2 separate regions of the Mus musculus genome follow, and region 1 is linked to region 2. A link is a loop called in an ENCODE intact Hi-C map of the cell type or tissue named here. Cell type or tissue: left cerebral cortex. All regions are shown on one strand. Links, peaks and the distances in the headings refer to the core of each region. The heading gives the core; the rest is flanking DNA. Region 1 holds the start of Sf3b2 (splicing factor 3b, subunit 2). Region 2 holds the start of Mus81 (MUS81 structure-specific endonuclease subunit).

What was found. Peaks named below come from ENCODE experiments on the same cell type or tissue, not always from the same donor. Only the 100,000 strongest peaks of a DNase experiment are listed, where the experiment ranks them.
Region 1: a loop joins it to region 2, with 6 times the contacts of the local background. A loop is called at or near these places in 1 of 42 quality-filtered maps.

Annotation. Positions count from the first base shown.
Region 1 is chr19:5,293,248-5,298,614 of GRCm38, reverse strand. It overlaps Sf3b2 (splicing factor 3b, subunit 2), which reads left to right and starts at 3,160. Exons shown (of 21, transcript NM_030109.2): 1 at 3,160-3,353; 2 at 3,528-3,574; 3 at 4,239-4,316; 4 at 5,296-5,367. The coding sequence starts at 3,221. Gal3st3 (galactose-3-O-sulfotransferase 3) reads right to left here and starts at 284. Exons shown (of 3, transcript NM_001024717.2): 1 at 115-284. In left cerebral cortex, for the core only: a CTCF peak has its summit at 3,015 (motif pointing right); DNase peaks (open chromatin) are centred at 1,246, 1,767, 2,192 and 3,089; H3K4me3 peaks cover 2,884 bases; H3K27ac peaks cover 3,087 bases.
Region 2 is chr19:5,486,643-5,492,009 of GRCm38, reverse strand. It overlaps Mus81 (MUS81 structure-specific endonuclease subunit), which reads left to right and starts at 3,631. Exons shown (of 16, transcript NM_027877.4): 1 at 3,631-4,022; 2 at 4,119-4,248; 3 at 4,903-4,985. The coding sequence starts at 3,888. It overlaps Cfl1 (cofilin 1, non-muscle), which reads right to left and starts at 1,555. Exons shown (of 4, transcript NM_007687.5): 1 at 1,408-1,555. The coding sequence starts at 1,410. In left cerebral cortex, for the core only: CTCF peaks have their summits at 2,863 (motif pointing right), 3,513, 4,002 (motif pointing right) and 4,739; DNase peaks (open chromatin) are centred at 1,576, 2,824, 3,584, 3,967 and 4 more places; H3K4me3 peaks cover 4,369 bases; H3K27ac peaks cover 4,417 bases.

The DNA.
Region 1 (5,367 bases), core at 268-5,267, 190 kb after region 2:
AGCTCTCTTGGCACAAGGCCCCGAAGATACTCTTCTGCAACTGCCCAGGCCCCCATCCTCTTTGCAGTGCACCCTTGTTCCCTCCAGCCCCGGGCTGGCTACTGCAGTACTCACGCAGGCAGGCTCTGTCTCCGACTTGGGTCAGGGCTACCCTCCGCTCCCCCTGTGCCCCTTGTCCTGAAATCTGCCGGGTCTTAGGGCAACGGGGGCTCTGAACGCAGAATGCCGATAGCTTGCTTTGCTGCGCCTGGATGGGATCAGGTGGCAGCGTCTGAGTCTGTCCGCTCAGCTCAGCTCAGCTCAGCTATACCCGCCGCCCGTCCCCCATCTCACACCGGGGGCGGGGCGGGGGCGGGGGCCTGGCGGCTCAGAGGAGGGGGAAAAGAAAAAGCAGCAAGAGGAGGGGGACTGCGTAGCTTGCCTGCTGCTGGTGAGCGTTCTCCTGTTGGTATTGGCATCTTTAGATACAGGTATCTTTCCCTTGCAATCTTGTAGAAAGAGCTCAACACCATTGTCCATCAGAAGCGAAAACCGAGGCATGGCTGGGTCCTGTCGGTCACTGGCGCTTCTTGTGGTTGGCTTAGAGGTTCAGGTGCACAAGGAGTCTCCTATATTCCCTCTCTCTCTTCCCCCGTACTTCCCACCTCTACTCGCCTGTCTGGCCCCTTCCCTTCCAGTTTGCCCTCCAGCTCTCCTGAGGCAGAACCTAGAAGTTTACCCAGGCCTGGTCAGGACTCCAGCGTTCTCAGTTCTGACCAGAGCTGCTGTTGATCTGGGGTCTCTGCCAAGGCACCTTGCACTCGGAGTCAGAAACTCCAGTTCATTTCTGGTTTCTGCTTTTATTCCATCTTGGAGTCAAGAGGCAACAGGAGTCAAGAGTCCTGCCACTTCTCAGCACTGAAATGGGCACCTGTTTCCTTGTAGCAGCTCTAATTGAAAGAGCTCCTGGTGGGTGTCTAATAGTGGCACCCCCTACAGCCACATTAGATGCCATGAGACCACAGTTGATTCTAGGGATGGCATGGATGTTGTCTCCTTTATTCTGGGCAAGGAAAGGATCTTCAGGTAGGTTAACCACCCAACTCTGGTACTTTAACAGGGCTGCACTGGTCCCTTCTGGTCTCACACAGCCAATAAGTGGGCATTATGTAAGGATCCTGACTTCAGAGGCAGGGGCACACGGGCATGTCAGCTTCTGTTTTCTTTCAGTCTTTCTCTTTGCAGAGTTTGGTATCCTATCTGCATCCCAGGGCAATCATGAAAAAAAAAAATCATCCTGTTTGGTATGTCCTTTTCTGGCCCTAGTTATATTACCGACCCATCTGCTCTTTTATCTTGCCTTAGAGACCCTGCCCTTCTCCTCCTCCTCTTCCTCCCCCTGGACTCCTCTGGAGTCCTGCCTGAGCATACTGGGGCCTCCAGCCTCAGGTGACCTGTCCGGGGCTCTCTGATTACAGGGAGCAGAGACTTCCTTTGGGTTAAAAATGGTTGTCTGAGTAAGCTGGCAAGCACAAGGAAAAGCCACCGCCGCTCATTCTTTAGTTCTGTCCTTTCCGGCTTTGGTTCCGTCTGCAATCCCAGTGTAGGGTAGTGATGAGAACCCAATGGGGAAGAGTCACCATTTGGGTATAGGTGAAGGGAACAAGAACCGCTTTTACCAGCTGTACTCTATCTGTCTGTCTCAGACCCCACCTTTCCTGCATCCTGCTCACCCCTCCTTTCCAATTACTCCTCCCTTGAGGACAGCTGGTGAAACGGAGGTGGCTAGGAAAAGATCTGAAGCGCGTGGGTGGGAAATGAGACCATTTGTGTTCCTCTCCTTTATTCATCACACACAAACCAAACAGGCTGTCATTGAGAGCGGCAGAACTAGGAGAGGGAAGGAGATAAAATAAATTGGTGGATGTTGGGCAGGCAAGGGTCATGGTGTCTTGCCCCAAGAAAGGTCCTGAGGTTTTTTTGTTTTTCCTACAAGAATATAAAGTCCCCAGGTTAGATACCCCCACCTCCCAACTCATTTATTAGCTGCCTCCTGGATGCTAAATACTTCAAGATAGAAGAAGATCAAGTTCCAGATCCTGTTTGGGGGAATGGAGGTGGGAATAAAGGACAGGAAAGACTTAAAAATGAAACAAAGACAATGGATTAGCTGGCAGCAGTAAGCCCAGTTTTCAAGAAGCAGAGGCAGGAGGATTGCCAAGAGCTAGAGGTTGGCTTGGGCTCGATTTTGTCCCAAGACAGTCTGAACTACATGACTCTTGATCTTCCACTCCATGAAATCGGGTGTGATAGTATATATCTGTAGCCTGCAAAGGATCAGAAGTTCTAGGGTAGCCTGGGCCACATATGGACACATTTGTCTTAAACAACAAAAACCTTGGGGCTTGAGAATTGGTGTTAAGAGCACTGTTGCTTTTGCAGAGGACCTGGGTTCGATTCACAAAAGTGTAACTCCAGTTCCAGATCTGACACTTCTGGCTTCTACAGATACCAGGCATGCAAGCGGTACATATACATATAATAAAACACCTGAAAGGTGGAAAATGTATTAATGAACATTCCTCGAAAGGGGGAAGGAAGCATTTGACAGAGAATACATTTATTTAAGACTTTTTCGAAGGTGCAAAAGGGGATTTTATTTTAGCAGTGCCCTTCCCCCAGGTCAGCAGCTGGAACTCAGCTTGGCGGTCCGTTCCTCCACCGGCTCCGATCCCCTTTCAGCCCATTCAAGCACGCCTGGGCGGGAGTGAGCAGACAAACACTGTTTTATCAGAGCCATCGGCACCAACCTCCCATTCGGGCGCCGGAAAGGAATCTCTATGAGCTCCTAGGAGAAATAAGCACCCAGGTCTCTCATCATTGAAGGGTGTCGGGACAGAAGACTTAGTATGTGTTTGGCCAGGAGAGAAGAAGAATGCATCTGCTCTGGGTAGAGTAAGCTCTTGCAGCCAGGCAGCGGATGTATTACTACTGCTGCATACCGGATGTCATAGCGAGCGTTCGTCCTCTAGATGGCGCATCCGCAAACTACAACTCCCAGAAGGCTCTGCAACCTCCGTTGGCGGCGATTCCTATTCCCCGGTAAGGGAAAGGGCGTGTGTTTGGACCAAGTTCTCTCCAATCACCGCGGGACGTGGATTACGCAACCGGAAGTTTCTGGAAGTAGGCCCGGCGGCTGACCCGAGCTTCCGTGTTGGTCTCGCGCCTTCTTGTGGCTAAGATGGCGGCGGAGCATCCCGAACCTCCCAAAGGAGAGTTGCAGTTGCCACCGCCTCCACCTCCAGGCCACTATGGAGCCTGGGCTGCGCAGGAGCTTCAGGCCAGATTGGCAGAGATAGGAGCGCCGATCCAGGGTGAGGCGCAGAGGCGGTCGAGAGGGGCCCTGCGTGGGCTTGTGGCGAAGTGGAGCTTGGTTACCCAGGAGACCCACGGGGCGGGGGGCGGAGACAGGCCTGTGGGACCTGACCTCGCCAAATTGGCCTGCTCGAGGTGATGCTGACCCCCTGATTCTGTGCTTCGTCCTATAGGGAGTCGCGAGGAGTTAGTAGAGCGGCTGCAGACCTACACCCGTCAGGTGAGTGTTGTCAGTGCAGGCTAGGTCTCACTTTTCCTGGAGGCCTTTAAGACTACTCACGGATGGATCTTCGTTTCTCTTCTCTTCTCTTCTCTTCTCTTCTCTTCTCTTCTCTTCTTTCTTTTTTCTTTTTCTTTTCTTTTTTTTTTTTTTTTTGGTTTTTTTTTTTTTTTTTGAGACAGGGTTTCTCTGTATAGCCCTGGCTGTCCTGGACTCACTCTGTAGACCAGGCTGGCCTGGAACTCAGAAATTCGCCTGCCTCTCCCAAATGCTGGGATTAAAGGCGTGCGCCACCACTCCGCGGCTGGATCTTCGTTTCATATACTTTTTTTGTTTGTTCTTTCGCGATAGGGTTTCTCAGTGTAGCCCTGGCTGGCCTCAAACTTAAGAGATCCTAATGCGTTTGCCTTCCGAGTGCTCCAGCACACCGGGCTAGGTCTTTTTTGTGTACTTCAACGCAGCAAGCCGGCTCTTGACCATTTTGTCAGTTCTTGGTTTTGCTTTATTGTAATTACTTCTACTCCTGTTGCTTTTCTCAGGTTCCAGCCCCAGTCTCTGTCAAGTGGGCACTGGGTACATTTTGTTAAGTAAATAAATGGAAGAGGAGGTTATGTAATGGAATACGTCCTTGTAGTCTGACCTAGAGCTCTCTTTTTTCTTGTAGACGGGCATTGTCCTGAATCGACCAGTTTTGAGAGGAGAAGATGGGGACAAAGCGGCTCCTCCTCCTATGTCAGCACAGGTAAGAGATTGCTTCGAGGATCTTTTCTGCTCAGGATAGCCATGTGTTGAGCTAGCAGATGGGACCGTAAGTTAAGGGTGAGGTCTAAGGAGACAAAATTGTGACCTCTTCACTTCTGATTTAGTGCTGCTACTGTTTTAATCCCCAATGTCTACTCCTCCAAATTTGACTTATCACTCAAGATTCCACTAGAATATCTGGAAATGTTCCTTGATCCTTTCTCAGCTGGAAGTGGTCATGCTTTCTCCTGCCAGGTATAGCTCCCAAAGTTATTGAAACGGTAAAGGATAATGCCCTGACTTGAATAATATACTCCCTGCATCTAGTACAACGTAGATATCCTATGCCTTGGAATGTTGGTTATTACTTTTTTTTTAACTTATTTTTATGTATATAAGTGTTTTGTCTGAATTTGTATTTTGTCCAAGTTTCTACCTGTGCGTCACGTGCATGCAGTGTTTTAGGAGGCCATTGAAGGGCGTTGGGTCATTCTGGGGCTGGAGTTACAGAACTGTGAGCTTCCATCGGGGTGCTGGGAATTGAGCCCTGATATTATAGAAGAGCAGCTCTTAACTGCTTGGCCATCTATCCAGCCCTAGTTCCTATTTCTTTAAGTCCTTTCTGATTCTAGTATTTGTTTCTCTTCCTCTAAAGTTGTGGCTTTGACCTGGAGTTTATTGGTGTGTTTGTGTATGTGTGTTTTGTGAAGTTCCTGTATGGATTTTAGAGGTGTCCTTGTACCTCCTTAAATTGAATGCAAAATGTAATATGAATGTTCCTCATATTTTTTCAGAGAAGCTAATAGCTTTGATCAGTGTGCTAAAGTTAGCATCTTTTGATTCTTTTATGGTGTATTTTCTTGAATCCTACGTCATTAGACTTCAAATTCTAGTATCTGGCTCTTTTGCTAGGTCTCTAGCAAATGCTTATAAATTGAATAAATGCTTTCTAATTCATAGCTGTATTTTTTTCCCCATAGCTGTCTGGGATTCCTATGCCACCACCACCTATGGGACTTCCCCCTCTACAGCCTCCTCCACCACCTCCACCA
Region 2 (5,367 bases), core at 315-5,314:
GTCTCATCTCCAGGAAAGAGAATCAGAACACCAGAAATTCACAGACACCAAGAGCTGCTCGGTAGTTTATTGCTCATTAGAAATGCAGTCATTGTATAAATGACACTCTTTCCTGCCGAGATCTCCCATACACAAGAATTACAACCCTTAATTAAGGCCCTGCTGGACAACTCCCTGTCATCCAAGAATGGTGAGTCCTTTAAAAAAAAAAAAAGACTGACAAATTAATAGGTCAAACTGTGATGCCCCAAATCGCCGAAAACTTTCTGCTTTGTACGGCCCTGGGGGACGACCCAATCAGAAATCTACAACCAACCCTCCCCACCACCACCATGGAACTGCAGAGGAAGCTAGCCACGTGATTCACCCGCTTCCGGAGTAGGCGGAGAAAGATTGGACTAGGTTCAGGGCCTCCCCAAGAGACACTCGTAGCCCAGAGGCAGCGAGGCGGCCGGACCTCAGATGTCTCAACGCCTAAGGCTCGCCTTTAGGAATAGGCGTAAACGCAGTCAGCTGGAGAGGTAGCTCTGGCCAGTCTCACTCCAAAAAACAGTTTCCCGTGCCCTCAGGCTAAGCATAAAAGCTGGTGGCTTCCGGGCGGTACCCGCCTCGGTCACTTCCCTAAACGCGGCTCCACCCTCGGCCCCATCCGGCAGAGCAGCAAAAGGCCTAGCTCGGCTAGAGCTGCAGCCGGGATGGCAGGGCCCAAGCATGTGCGCACGCGCTGTTCTAGCTCTAGCCCGAGGTACAGTGACTACAGAATGGAGTGTGTAATCGCTCTTTCTAGAAGTGGGGCGATAGCCTGTACAGGAACCCACTCCGTGACTCGTGTTGCAAGAAGGCTCCAGAACCAGCGTCTCAATCAGGTTCCCCGATGCCTCAGCATCTCCCAGAGCCACACCGCGGCCGCCCCCGCCCCGCCCTGACGGCGGAATCCCTGCCACCTGCTGTGGAGACCAACCTAGCCGCAGAGGGAGGATGATGCGGGGAAGGGAACAGCCCTTGGGTGGGGCGCGCGCCGACACCTCGCGCGCTTTTCCCTAGCGGCCCCGGGCCAGGGTTTGGATGCCGCGTGCTCTGGTCCAGCGCGCGCCATCGAGAACCAGCGAGCGTTGCCCGAGGCCCCGCACACTGGACCCCTCCCCCACGGCCAGTGGCCGCGCTGGCGCAAAGGCAGGATGGGGGAGGGGAGAGGAGCCAGGGGGCGCGCGAGCGACGTCCGAATCGGCCCTTCCCAGCGCCCGGAGGCGCGCACGCGCGGCCTGCCCTTCAATGAGACCCTTAATCTCGCTCGGGGTGCTGGGGGATGGGATACCAAGACCGCTTCTCTGCCGCCCCCACCCCGCCCGGCGCGCAAGCGACGGATCACGAACCCACTTCCCTCGGGCGCAGTGGCCTAATGCTCACCATGTTTCCGGAAACGAAAGGGAGACAGAAAGAGCAACTGAAGACCTGAGCCGCCGCAGCTGCTGCCGGGATCCGACTGAACGCGGCCTCTCCCGGCCCCTTCCGTTTAGTAGGAGCCGCACAATGAGGGGCGGGGCGGCCTTCCGGCGCTTGCCGCGCGGGCCGACGGGAAGTGAAGTCCGAGGATTTTGCACCGAAATAGAACTAGCTGCTACCGGGTTCCGCAGAGCTTGAGGCGCAGAGTAGGCGGAGGCCGAGAGGCGTGGGCTGTTGCACGGAGAGTGAGCCCATTGGTGCAATGGACCAAAAAACGCTCTGAGCCAGAGGCCCATCGTTTGATAAAAATGACCTGAATATAATTCTCTACTTTCTTTATCCCAGAAATTAAGTGGTTTTTTGTTCTTTATGGTTCCTGAAAAAAGATTTTGAATCATCAGCTTGGGATCCTCTCTCACAGAAAAGAGAATCGCCAAGTATAACGGTGTCTTCAAGCCAATAGAAATGCTCCCGTGGAGTAAAATTTCAACAAATAGGATTTTTTAAAAAACAGGAAATGCTAACATAAAAAGTTTGAGAGCTTTGGCGTTGTCTAAAGACGTTTGGCAAATTGTTAGATCAAACGTAATTCATGGGGGAAGGGTGAAGAGTTGTGCACTAAAAATTTCCTTATGGCCGGGCATGGTGGCGCACACCTTTAATCCCAGCACTCGGGAGGCAGAGGCAGGCGGATTTCTGAGTGCGAGGCAAGCCTGGTCTACAAAGTGAGTTCCAGGACAGCCAGGGCTACACAGAGAAACCCTGTCTTGAAAAATCAAAAAACAAAACAAAACAAAACAAAACAAAAAAAAAACTTCTTTATGTTTCTTTTACGATACAGGAAAAGGAATACTTCAATTTAATTCCAGAGTTGATAGGTTTATGATCATTTTAGCACAAAGACTGAAGAGAATCTATATGAAAGCAAAAGTTTAAAATAAACTGGGGTGGGAACTCCAGGAGAATTTCTCTGACCTGAAACAATGACCATGGCCTTAGAAAAAAAGGGCAAAGTCGCAAACAACTCAGAGGCAAAGGAAACCGGGGCCCTTGACCTCCCCAAGCTGAATAAAGGGTGTAAAAGAGGAGCTTCCCCAGGAGCGAGGCAGCACGCAGAGGATGCCGGGGGTTGTAGTCAGGGGATTGTAGTCAGACTGCACCCGTGGGCTACACTGCGGGAGCTCCAGGTGACTGCACCCGTGGGCTACACTGCTGGAGCTCCAGGTGGAGGCCGAAGCTTGACCCCCTTCTCTCCCAAGGGCCCCTCCTAAGGAGAAGGCTGGCTCCACCTTTTTCGAGACTAGCAGTTTCCCAGAGCAACGGGGGGAGGGGCCACGCAGTTACCCTGGAGACGCACTCCTTCCGCCCCTGGTCGCGGGATGCCCTAGATGTCCTTATTAGGGCATAAGCCTCCAGAGGGCGTGCCCAGTCCAAGCGCCAGCTGCAGGCTCCTTATAAGGCTGCTTGAGGAAAGAGGCGGGTGCACAAAAGCTAGACTGAGAAGAGGGTCTGCGAATTGGGCTCCCGACGACTTCCGGAGTGACAGCGTGACAGCTGAAGACCGTGCGTTGTTCCAAACACTGAAGGGACCTCTATGTTCTATTGAGCCCTGTGTCCCTCAGCTTGAGACATCCCTGCCCCAGCAAGGTTCCCACCTTCATCCTCCCTGAGGCTCCTTCACTTTTAATGAGCCACAGAAGCGAAGTGTCTAACTAGCATCCCCGGGATCCAACCATGTGCCCACATTCGAACTCTCCACCTTCTAGGATACACCTCTTATTCCTCCTTGAAAGGGAGGAATTAAATACACATCTTCGCCATTCACCTAGCCTGAGTCTTCTGTGCACAAATATCCCCGACTTGGCACATTTCGAGATCTTTCTGCTTCTGCCTTAGCTTTATTTCATTCCTTGTACCCCTTTAAGATGTCCCTCCCACAAATATTCTTGGACTTGTGTCCGTCCCTCTCCTCCACTTTTCTTAAGCCCTCTTTTTCCCAGCCTCTTCTACGATAGTGAGCCTGAAATAGCCTTATGAGACCTTGAAGCAAGCCAAGTTCAGGTTTCTGAGTGTACCCCCACACCGGCCCTCCCAGTCACAGGGGGCGCTGTCCTCCTTTTTAACAGTCAGTACACAAAAAAAAAGAGTCTGCTCTCGAATTTTTGGGTGAGAGGAAAGGGTGGGTCAAAGCTCCATGGCCTGGGTGGGGCCTGTCCAAAAGGCTGGTGCCGGCGGGCGAATGGGGGCGGTTCTAAGGAAAGGCCGTGCAAACCGAGCTAGCCTCTTACTGCATAGTACATGGCGAAAGGAGGTCATTCCATGAGCTGGTGCCCTGCTAGGTTGGAGAGACCCTACCCTCAAACAAGTGTTCTTATACCAACTGAATTGTCGCGATCCTAGTCTCAGGGGTTTTTTGAGACTCTGAAGGAGCCAGTCTAGTTCTTATGGCGGAGCCGGTCCGCCTGGGCCGGAAGCGTCCGCTGCCCGTTTGCCCCAACCCGCTCTTCGTTCGTTGGCTGACCGAGTGGCGGGACGAGGCAGCCAGCAGGGGGCGCCACACGCGTTTCGTGTTTCAAAAGGTGAGTCCCAGCTGTTTCTGGTGACAGTGCTCTGGCAGAGTCAGGTGATCCGTGAATCCTAGTTTGATAAGCTCTCTTCTCCCTTGTGTTCGCCAGGCATTGCGCTCCCTCCAACGGTACCCGCTACCATTGCGCAGCGGGAAGGAAGCCAAGATACTCCAGCACTTCGGAGACAGGCTCTGCCGCATGCTGGACGAAAAGCTGAAGCAGCACCTAGCATCAGGCGGTGAGCACCTCAGGGAGTTGGTGTCTCCTAAATTTCTTAGGTGCAGGCTGTGTCTACTCTGGCTTCAAATTACCCCCTCACAACGTGGTTGCTGTTCGACCCACGACTAGTGATTGTTGATGCTCCCTAAGCCTCCTGGTTCTCAACGAACAGAGCTAGCCGCCTGAGATTGGTGGCATTGTGAAACAAGTCTGTAACCATTTAGGAGGTGGGGGTAGAAGACTCAGGCGTTCAAGAGCATTCTCAATTTCATAGTGAGTTCGAGGCTAGCCTGGGCTATCTGAGACTATCTCCAAAAAAAAAAAGTGACATGGGTAGGGCATGGTGATTTGTACTTTTAATCCCAACACCCAGAAGAAGCAGGGGCAAGAGAATCTTTGTGAGTTTGAGGTCAGCCAGGGCTTGACGCAGTGAGCCCCTGCTTCCAAACCAAAACCCCAATTCGGGGGAATCCAGCCCCTACTTCTGACCTCTTCTAGTATTGCATGCAAGTGATGCATAGACATACTCACAGGTGAAACACTCATACACATACAAGAAAACACAAAAACGTTTTAAAATATGACACTCAAATTCACACACTGAGCAACTCCATCTAAGCTCCTCCGGGCAGCCAGACTGTGTGCAGGACTAACTCTCTTCTGATCTCTATAGGTGACCATGCCCCCAGCTCACCATCTGGAAAGAAGGGAGCCAGCAAAGGGCCACCTGAGCAAGTCCAGGACTCTTCCATGCCAGTGAGGATTGGGAAAGGAAGTAGAAAGCTAAATGGGGGGAGGGGTCGTTGATTGTAGACTTCTTGGTTTGAGGGGTTGAACAGCCCTGGATCCAGCTCTTATTGATTGAGATTGGCTTGGGACAGTCTCTTACCCTCTTTGAGAGGCACCACCTTAAATCCTAAGTAGGATTATTGGGATCACGGTAGTCAGACTCCCAAAGAGAGCTGCCAAAAGATCCAGCCCAGGAAGTTGTGGGACGTGTACCATGTTACTGTTCTCCAGGGGTTGGGGCTGGGCCTGGGCCTGGGCCATACCCCCAACTTTTGCTCTGGCCACCATCACATTCCAGATTTACTAGGGCTTGTAGCCTCATCTCCCTCGCCAGGCCCATGGGGCCTGC